2 separate regions of the Homo sapiens genome follow, and region 1 is linked to region 2. Evidence: chromatin loops called from intact Hi-C (ENCODE). Cell type or tissue: natural killer cell. All regions are shown on one strand.

Region 1 (5,000 bases), 95 kb before region 2:
ATTTCCCCCTCTCTGGCCATACAGGGTTGGGGCCCCAGCCAAGCCCTCACTAGCCCTGCTGATAAAGTTACCTTCCGGGCCTGGGGCAGAGGGTCAGGAAAAGCCAGCAGCAGTTTGAAGAAGGTTATGGTCTTAGGGACCTGCACAAGGGTGGGGCATGGGGAGGGGGAAAGATAAGAGTGGACAATAAAAGATAGGCAGAAAGAGACAGTGAGGGGGAGCTGGCATGGAAACCTGGCCCCTGTGGTGCCATTTCTTAATAACCCATACAGGGCATGAGAGCCTTATCACGCCCTCCCAATCTGTAAATGATCATCCAGAGTCCACCAGTGGCCCCTGAAACGACAGCTGTGCTGGCCACACAATGGGAACTGAGCCAGGGATGGAGAGGCAGGGAAGCTGGGTTCCTGGCCAGGAGGTCCTGAGCTGGCAGCTGCTGAGTGACAGGACCCTGGATGTTTCCTGCAAAGTGTGTTCTCTTCTAGGCCAAGGCAGCCTCTGTCCAGGTGCGGGAGAGAAGCTGTCACCTCCCGGGCAGGTGACAGTCCAAGGCAATGCAGGCTGTCAGGGGTTATTCCTTGTAGCTTAAAATGTCACTGCACCACAAGGTTTCACATGCCATGGGACAGTGCTCTGTGCACCTCTGTGAATAACTCAACTGCAGCCCAAACAGCCATGGCACACAGTAGGTGTGCGCTAAATGGTGGCTACTGTGATCATTCATTGCGCTCCTTGCAGTGGGCCTGTAGGATGTGTCTCTTGGGGGCACGGTGAGAATGCATCTGGTGGGCCCCTGACCTCCAGGGGCTCATTCGACCTATGGCTTCCTGCCCCTGCTGTGCTCTGAAATCCATCACCGCATTCTTGACAAGGCCAAGACCTGGCTTCCCACAGGCCACTCCCAGCCAAGGGCCAAGCACACCCCGTCTTTGTGCTCACCCTGGAGCCCCGCAGGCCTGGCTGCCTCTCCCCAGGGTCTTCCTGAAATATGTGAGAATGTCGCAGATACGGAGTGAGGCTTCTCTTGGCACCCTGGAACTGGCAGCCAGGGCCCAAAGCCACCTGAGGGGATTCTCTGTGTGCCACGACCTCCTCGTCCCATGGTTCATTCTCTGCCCTTCTCTGTCCTGCCTAAGGCCCAGGGGCAGACCTCACTCACGGCCTATACCACCTGGGGGACTCAGCCCTCTGGCTCCTGTCAGGCCCAGAGATGGGAAGCCCAGACTGGAGATGGGCAGAGAGAGAGGTCTGGGTATTTCTCCCCTGCTCCCTCCTTGGCTCAGCACCAAGATCCTCACAATGGCCTTGTCCTGTGACTCCAGCCTGTGTCGGGCCCCCTCCGGGTCTCCCTGGACTCTCCGTGCCTTCAGGCTGAGGGTCTCACAGCTTCCCACTGCAGCTGGCCCCTGGGTGAGGCCAGCTTTAAACCCGCTCCCACCTCTGCAAAAAGTCCCTGTGTTATACTCCCTTCTTGTGTGGGATTTTGTTCAAGGCAGGATCCGAACTGGTAGAACCACCATGATGAGGTGGCTCTGCATGTCTCCAAACCTCAGTTTCCTCATCTATAAAATCATAGACCGGGCATGGTGGGTCACGCTTGTAATCCCATCACTTTGGGAGGCCGAAGTGGGCGGATCACTAGTTCAGGAGTTTGAGACCAGCCTGACCAACATGGTGAAACCCCGTCTCTACTAAAAATACAAAAATTAGCCAGGCGTGGTGGCGGGTGCCTGTAATCCCAGCTACTCAGGAGGCTGAGGCAGGAGAATCGCTTGAACCCAGGAGGCAGAGGTTGCAGTGAGCTGAGATCTCACCACTGCACTCCAGCCTGGGTGACAGAGTGAGACCCCACCTAAAAAAATAAGGTCCTATGGGAATCATAATACCCCTTACCCCTGTCTTACACTGAGGATCGAATGGCTGGGAATATCCGTCTCCCCACGCGGGCTGTGGGCCTCCGAGGGCACAGACGCTGCCGTATTTTCCCTGCTAGCGTCTAGACAAAGCCTGGCATAGGAGGGAAGTCCTGGGAAGTGTTTTCTTAGCAAATGAATACAGTTATTCTACTTTACTTAATAATGTTTGACTTGTGATTTTTAAATAAAAGGTCAAAACATACAGATGAATTGCATCTTGTGGAAACCCAAATTTTAAGGGTTCCCTGCAGCATGGCGTGACAACGTGGAGTCTCAGTGAACCCACAGCACTGGTATTCAGGGAAATTCCCCTCCCTGCCCATTTTAAAACCCATGCAGAAAGCACCTAGCTCAATGTGGGTGTGGCCGAGGGCACTGCAAACTCTTCCTGCTCTCGCCACCAGGGGGCGCCACGCTAGCTGCTGAACCCTGGTCCTCCTGCCCCGCTCCACGTTGCACCAGGGTCGCTGTGCGCCGAGTGGCGGGCAGCGCCCGGGCACCAGGGTGGGAGTGGAGACTTCTGGGAGGGGCACAGGGTGGACTCGCCCCATCGGCTGAGTTGAATGGACTGAGGTGGCAGATGGGTTAGGAAGTATCACTCCCAAGGAAGTCAGGAGGCTTCTTGGGACACAGGGATGCCAGTGTCGGAGAGCCAGGGGCAGCTGCGCGGCGTTGCCTGCGGAGCCCTGCACACAGGGAGTGATTGGGGGCGGGGCGGGGCGGGGGTGGGGAGAAGGCGCACCCCCTCCGCAGGCCTTGGGGCTGGGAGGCCGAGGAGAGGTGGCCCGTGGGAGTCAGCGCTTGGGCAGCTGCCTGACTGACCGACCACAGGTGAGAAAACGCCCCGGCGCTAAGCGTAGGCCGAGTTCGCACCTCCACCCACCCGTGTGGCCTCTGCATCTACTTCCTCCCCTGACAGCCTTCAACAGTCAGGGCCCTGACCCCTCACGCTATCAGAGCCCCAGGAGGGGGTTCAGTGGGGAGGGTGAGCTTGCGCTGACCAGACACGCCAGATGGCCAATGGGCAGCTCCTTCCAAGGACCCGGGCACCCCACCCAGGCACACCTTCCCCACAGGGCTGCTGCACCTGCTCCGCCCAGCTGGGGTTCAACAGGAGGTCATGGTCCCGCTCATGTTCAAAGTGCAGGGCTCCGAGCCCCCAGCCAGCCCAGAGGAGGCCTCCCCTGTTTCCCAGGACGCTCTGCGGTGATGCCAAGGTCCCGGGCCACCTCCTCAGGCGCTCCATTGCTCTTCTCAGCCAGCGTGGGTGTGGATGTCACAACCACGTGGCACTGCCACCAAATCACACATGTGCCCATGCCGTCCTCACCCACCCTCAGTGATCAGCAGGTTCCTGGGCACACGGCTGGCTCCTGTGCAGCACCCGCAGGCTCGGGTCCTCGCCCAAACACAACCCAGGCACTACCGACCGTGCTCGGCAGGACCGGCCTTCACGCATTGTTCGCTCACCCAAGGTTTATTAAGGGTGGACACACATGCACACGTGCATGCACACTCACAGCCATGCACCCACGCACATGCATTCACACTCACGCACATGCATTCACACCCACGCACATGCACTCACACTCGCACCCACACACATGCACTCACACCCAGACACCCACGCACCCATGCACACACACACCCACACACACCTATACACATGCGCTCACACACACCCATACTCACAATTCAAGCATACTTATACATGTACTAACACTCCCACACACCCATGCACATGTACTCACACTAACACACGCACGCTCACACATGTACTGTCATACACACACGTACTCACACTCATGCACACACACACCCCTCACCCACAGGCACACCAAGAGCCCTGGGGGAGAAGAGTCTGAGAGGTTTCAGGCCCTGTTGCAGGATGTGTCTGCAGCCCCATTCTCTGTCTTCCCCACTCTCTGGTCCAGCCCTTGAGAGCAAGGACATTCCCTTCCTCTCTGTGCCAAGACACCCTCCCCAGTTCAGGCCCCAGGATGAGCAAATCACACTCCTTCCCCAGCAAACACTTTGGTCACCCTGGCCTGGTTACTGAAGCCTCTTCAGGAATCAAAGTGGCTCTGTGCTCCTGGACAGAGAACCTGACTGCAGGCTGATGGCCTGGGCTCACATCCTGTCCTCACCTGTCTGTTACTAACTGTAAGATCTTGGGCAAAACCCATCTAACATTTCTGAGCTTCAATTTCATTCCAAATACATAGAGGAAAACACACCTCTGTCGCCTCTTCTACTCTGACCTAATTGCACTTTATTTCAACTGCCACCTCCTCCTGGAAGCTCTCCTTGATCTCCCAGGCAGAGTCAATGCCTCCCTCTCTGGCCACATCATCCCCTATCACCTCCTGTTTCTGTCTCTGCCTGCTTGCCACGACCCCCTGAAGGCAGAGGCTGACGAGACCCCAATGCCCCTCACCAAAGCCACCCAGAGCCAGGCTGCAAAGCCCCCATCACTGACCATAGAAGGCACCGGAGGAAACCAGAAGGAGAGGGGGGACGGCCAGGCTGCGTGGGGGAGCCTCTGTCTCCCAAGCTGCATCTCCCGGCAACATGGAGGACGCTGATCTTCCACGTGTTTCGCTCTCTCCTCCCGCCCTGGCATTTGCCTGAAGATCAAACTTTGGGCTCGGCAGTGACCCCAGGACTCCATGGTTCTCTCTTCCTTCCAAGGCTCCAGGAAGCATCTTCTTACTCCAAGAAGTTTGGATCCTGCAGGGGAGATTCCTGGGGACTCTGTGAAGGGGACTCCCCCTCCCCACCGCAGTTCTCCCTCCCAGTCAGCCCTGTTCCCTGCCTCCAGTTCCCTGGGGGAGAAGAGAGGGTTTGGAAGAAGGTCTGGGAAGAGGCTGGGTGGCCTGAGACAAGGCCAGCCCCTGGCTCTGTCCAGCCGGTGTCCCCAGCCCTCCCCGCCCCCTGACGTGCACCTGGCCCTTGGCTCCTGACCTCTTCTTCCGGGGTCTTATGCAGTGCTGGTGCCCCTCCAAGCTCCTGCCTGCTGCATCTCCGACCCAGGCCCTGTCCCTGTGGACGGTGCTGGATGCCGGCCTCTGTGAGTCGTGTCCT
Region 2 (5,000 bases):
ATTTGGTTTTGCCTCGTCATAACAGAAGAGACTGCCCACCTATAACAAGATAAATGGTGACTTAAGGTTGGAACATTTAAAAGCCAATTGCAGTAAGAAATAACATAACCAAAAATTTAGGTTTGATCTCTTACAAACGTACAAAGTCTTTTCCTAAGTAACAAAGGTAATGTTTGGCCTTCATCATCATTTAAAAACAAACCCAGGGTTTGAAAGAGCCAGGGGAAATGCAGGAGTGAGTGTTTAAGGCAGACTGTTCCCAAGAAGCAGAGCCAGAAGGACGGCTTTGCGCAGGGCTCAGGCCCCTTCCCGGATCTTCGTGACTCACAAAATCCACTCCCCGACACCCCCCAACCCAACCCTCTTTTGCCCAAATGCTGACTCTGCACCTATTTTAAGCCTCATTGAAAAGCAAACCATAAAACTCCTTTCTGATCAGAAATCCTCTGTGAATTGTAAGAAATGTAAAATGTGACTTTTTTATTACACTGTGCAGTGAATTAAATCTCTCCGTTCAAAAAAAGTCCCCATTTTACACTAACATAGTCTTTTTTAAATAAGAAAAGAAAAATCCATAGGACCACCCAACACTAATGTTAATCTCAAGTAGCATTTGGCTACCTCAGCTAATCCCCTGCCATGACAGGTTAATGGCAATTTCTACATGGCTATGAAAATGCTGATACTTATCCAAGCTGCTCCTGATAACTTCTGAAAGATGAGCTCTGTTTGGATGCTTTAACGGTCACAGCAGGTCACTTCTCACTGAAGCCCTTCCCTCCCTTCCAGGATCCCACTTCACTTAGAAACCACCCTCAATACACAGACACACTCACAGCCCACACCAACCTGTAGTCCTCGTAAGTGAAAGAATCCTTCAAGGGTAGTTTGTTGGCATGAGGATGGGTCTGGGAATTAGAAGTTTTAGAAAGCAGAGGTGAAAAGAGAAAAAGGGAAAACAGAAATCAGTCAGCAGAATTTCATTATTTAGCTGCCTAACAGATCCTAACAAGAGCCAAATGAAGCAGGCGGCGTCCAGCCGCGCTACAGAGGGATCATCGCGCTGTTATGCTCTCATACATCACTGTCAACTTAATTTGTTGTGCCCAGCAGCCGCCATAAATCTGCTTCTTCATATTTCGATACTAGCACCCACAGACAACGCGCAAAACACAATTTAAGGTGGACCGACTTTACAAAAGGCAGGCACGCCTACGCGATGAGCACTGGATCTAAGCAGAAACGCAGAGCCGCCCAAGCCAGGTCCATCCTGGCCCCGCTCTGCACCTCATGCCATGATGTACCGCACAGGCCTTCTGAGAGGGTTCAAATCCCATGTCAACAAAAGGAAAAATTAAAGGCACTCTAATCGGTTGAAAGCTCTTTCATTTCTCTCCGACTTAAGTCATTTCATGGGAATCAACTTGTTCGCACATGAATCATATACACGGCAAATGCGGATCAAGCACGGAAAATCAGGAGAAGTGCAGGTCTATGAGACTATAAAATAACTTCACAAACACATAGGATAACGACAAAACAGATCAGCATATTTAAATTTTACTTCTTTCCTGGACAAAAGAACATTTGGTAAAAATACTAAAACTTCACTTTTATGAGAAAATTATATAGATTTCATATTCTCTCTTCACCACGTCCTCCACTTTAGGCCTTTCAAGCACTTAAAAACTTTGTCTCAATTAAGAAATTAAAAGCTGTAATAGTACAATTTGGATCTTCAGTTTCAATTACAGTCTGATAGATTGTAGTAAGTGATCAAATGAACAAATGGTTATTTCTGAGATACAAATGAAATCCTGCTGAAGCCGGGTCTCCGCACCACTTTTAATGCAGGAAGCTCCATGTAGCCTGCAGTTTTCACTCGTGACGCATTGGCATCACAAGTGCACTGTAATTTATCATCGCTCACTGTAATGTACTCGCTGGCACCCTACGCAGGACAGTAGGGGATGAGGTAAAAGTAGCTAAAACCGTAAATCAATTAGAAAACAAAAGCTTGTGCTCAGTGCGCAATTTTAGGCAAATTATGTATTACAAAAGGCTGCCAATTAAGTGTTAGTTTTGCTAAAGTTCCTTCACTTGCAATAAAATGAAACTTCGCATTACCCGATCAACTGGGAACTTTGCACATCCTGCCTGTTTTCATACTCTAGGAAGTGGGAAAGTGTTGTTTTTGTTATTTTTACGTATTTTAATTCATTTAAACTGTAGAATTAAACTGTAGAAAGTTAGTAAGTTCCAATGCTAAATCTCTAAGTCTAAAAATTTGGAGCCCCCACTAAGAAGTCTGACTTATTAAATGGCAGAAAAGATGACAATATTCAAAACTGGAATGCTAAATCTCAAAATGCTAAATCTAAAAATAACTTCAAGAGTCTTCTAACTCTCAAATTTCTTTAAGTAGCCTTGGACCCTACACAACTATCCAAACATGGGTGATCTCCATCAAGAGATGGAAAATTAACTCTTCAAAATGTTTCTCTTCCTGCTATTCATACACATTTCTTACCCAACATATAAGTCCATGCTCACAGTCCTGATGAAATCATTTAGGGAAAAAAAAAACACTCAAGAAAAAAATGTGTCACTGCATTCTTCAGATTTTGAAGATCATTTTGGCTGCATGGTTACATAATATTTGCAGAATCTGTTAGAAATAGTTCTTATCTTCTTAAGAAATAGGGTGTACACACTGTACATAAATCTGGTTAAAAAAAAGATTCTGCCACTGACACATGCACTTAACAGTGACACTAAAGCAAAATGTGACACTAACGGAGAAAGGAAATAACTCTCTCCACAGAGCTCTCATTACTGTGACACTACTGCCACCTTCTGGCAACTTGGGAGAGTAGATTACAGTCGCAGAGTTCTTGATATTTCCCAGGGCAAGGCCTTTAAAGCAACTTACTGTAAACCAAAAACTGGGCTTATCAAAAACAGCTACTACTTCAGCTTTACCCAACTAAGATTTGGTTTCTAAAAAGAAAAATCTCTGCTGTCTCTAAAAACTATTATATAATAGTTTTATAAGAATCTTGAGACATTCAAATATCAAAAATATTCATAATTAAAAAATATTTAATTTTGAAAATAAATGGTTTTACTTATTCTGAAGAATTGAACAAGGATAAGACAAATGTCTATGCCAAACAATTTTCATTTAAGCTCAATGTATTAAAAACAAACAAAAAAAAACCTTTTTTCCCTGTTGAAGACCAAGTTAAAACACATCTTCCAAAAATTATTAATCTGAAGTTACTGGAAAGTTCCTAAAATATCCTTAGATGAAAATCTTTAAGCTCATACGTTATACAAAAGATAACTGAGCGTTCCTCACTTAATGAAGCAAAGTGGTGCTTATAAAGGTTTTGTTGATTACAATAGCCTTTTCACTAGAAGACATTCCTAGCTTGCACTTTTAAAATAAAAATATACAATTAAAACAGAAAACGTACTCTCTGCAGCCAATTGGTTTTAGCTTCCAAACCAATTGTAACTGTAGATTCCAAGACACAGACACACATGGGATGGGTGAGGAGGGTCCCTGAGAAGCTTCTGCCTGCCACTGTCAGAAAGACGACAGTGAGAGGGCCTCTCAGGCATGGGGGGCCCAGCAGCAGCGGCAATGGGGTCTCCTGAAGCGCTACCTCCCCTCAGCCCACACCTCCCAGTAAATACAGGCGGAGAAACTAGCCACGGATTTTCTCCAGATTTTTTAAGTGATTAATATTTTTACTTTCTTGAGCACAATAAATATATGAAGATGGAGAAATGAACCATTGCCGTGGCTCATAATCAGACCTGAAGCACTACAGAGCCAGGCAACCCAGGGACGCACTCTTCCCCTTCCCTCTTCCAGCAAAAGGAGGCATTCCATGTTGAGACACAGTAATATTGTACCGAGTACAAAATAATCACTACGTTTGGGAAAGATTAATATCTAAAATTGTTTGTTCGGCTTCAATAAAAAAGAGCAATATTGCTAAATATGTAAGTATGACATTTTGAAGAATTTACCATATTGCATGGGTCTGGTAGCTATGCTTAAGGAAATTAAAAACCACTACAGTCAGCATATTTGATCCTTATTAAAGTTCCGTCTTGAACTATCACTCACATAAAACAAAAATAAACCAAGAAGAAATTTAAATAAAACCTATGGATTATAAGTGTTTGAAGATGAAAAAATGAACAATATTCCGGCTTTAAAAAATTGATTTAGCATGCAGCTTCTCTTTATAGTCCCTTGATAAAAATGAAATCTCCCTAACAAACACTTAATAAAACCTGTCGATATCTCTGGAAAGAAAAATGACACAGATGCATTAAGTATTAAATACCCTTGGAAAAAGTCACATATTCCATGAATTTTTGATGTACTATCTTGACATTAATGTAAAACCTTGATATTTATAATTGACAGATATTTAATAAAGTATAAAAGAAGATGGCTGCTGTGCAGCATGCAAATGTTCCAGGGTGATCAGAAATGAGAGATACAGACATGCACTTAAACTAAACAAACAGTTAATATGTGTTACACAAATCAGCTGCAGGCTTATTTTAAGCTCATACAACAAACCTTTGTGGAGAACCAAAATAAGCAGAATTCATTATTATGTGAATCCCTAATTCAGAAACATCTAGTACGTGAAACAGCTTTGAAACATTAACAGCTCTGCACAGGAACAAAATACATTTGCGTTAAGGTTTTTTTGTTTTTCATGTTTTTCAAACATTTAACAATAAGCATTTTTAAAATAAAAGTATTTCCATAAATACATGGAGAGGTGTTTCCTAAAACAATTCTCAAAAGGCCATATTTAACCTAAAGAATCAAAATGCTCTGAAGAAAAAAATATATTAGAACACACAAATGGCCTCTAAGACACAAACATTTCCCAAAATCAGATATTTACTTTTCTAAAGAATATTCTTCTCTACCCAGACTGATTTTTACTTAAAGAAAAACAAGT

What was found. Hi-C counts contacts between places; a loop is a spot of excess contacts. Peaks named below come from ENCODE experiments on the same cell type or tissue, not always from the same donor. Only the 100,000 strongest peaks of a DNase experiment are listed, where the experiment ranks them.
Region 1: it touches region 2 in a loop (10-fold over the local background); 37 of 110 quality-filtered maps call a loop at or near these places.

What each region holds. Positions count from the first base shown.
Region 1 is chr14:99,317,913-99,322,912 of GRCh38, forward strand. No RefSeq gene overlaps it. Among named protein-coding and RNA genes, the nearest start is that of BCL11B, 48 kb to the left of the region's middle. RefSeq lists enhancers at 323-1,049, 2,345-2,973, 2,974-3,601, 4,664-5,000. In natural killer cell, CTCF peaks have their summits at 2,324 (motif pointing right) and 2,540; DNase peaks (open chromatin) are centred at 2,299 and 2,819; H3K4me3 peaks cover 791 bases; H3K27ac peaks cover 2,005 bases.
Region 2 is chr14:99,413,027-99,418,026 of GRCh38, forward strand. SETD3 (SET domain containing 3, actin N3(tau)-histidine methyltransferase) reads right to left here. Exons shown (of 13, transcript NM_032233.3): 7 at 850-908; 8 at 1-39. Among named protein-coding and RNA genes, the nearest start is that of SETD3, 65 kb to the right of the region's middle. RefSeq lists an enhancer at 348-1,013. In natural killer cell, CTCF peaks have their summits at 2,859 (motif pointing left) and 3,058; a DNase peak (open chromatin) is centred at 2,845.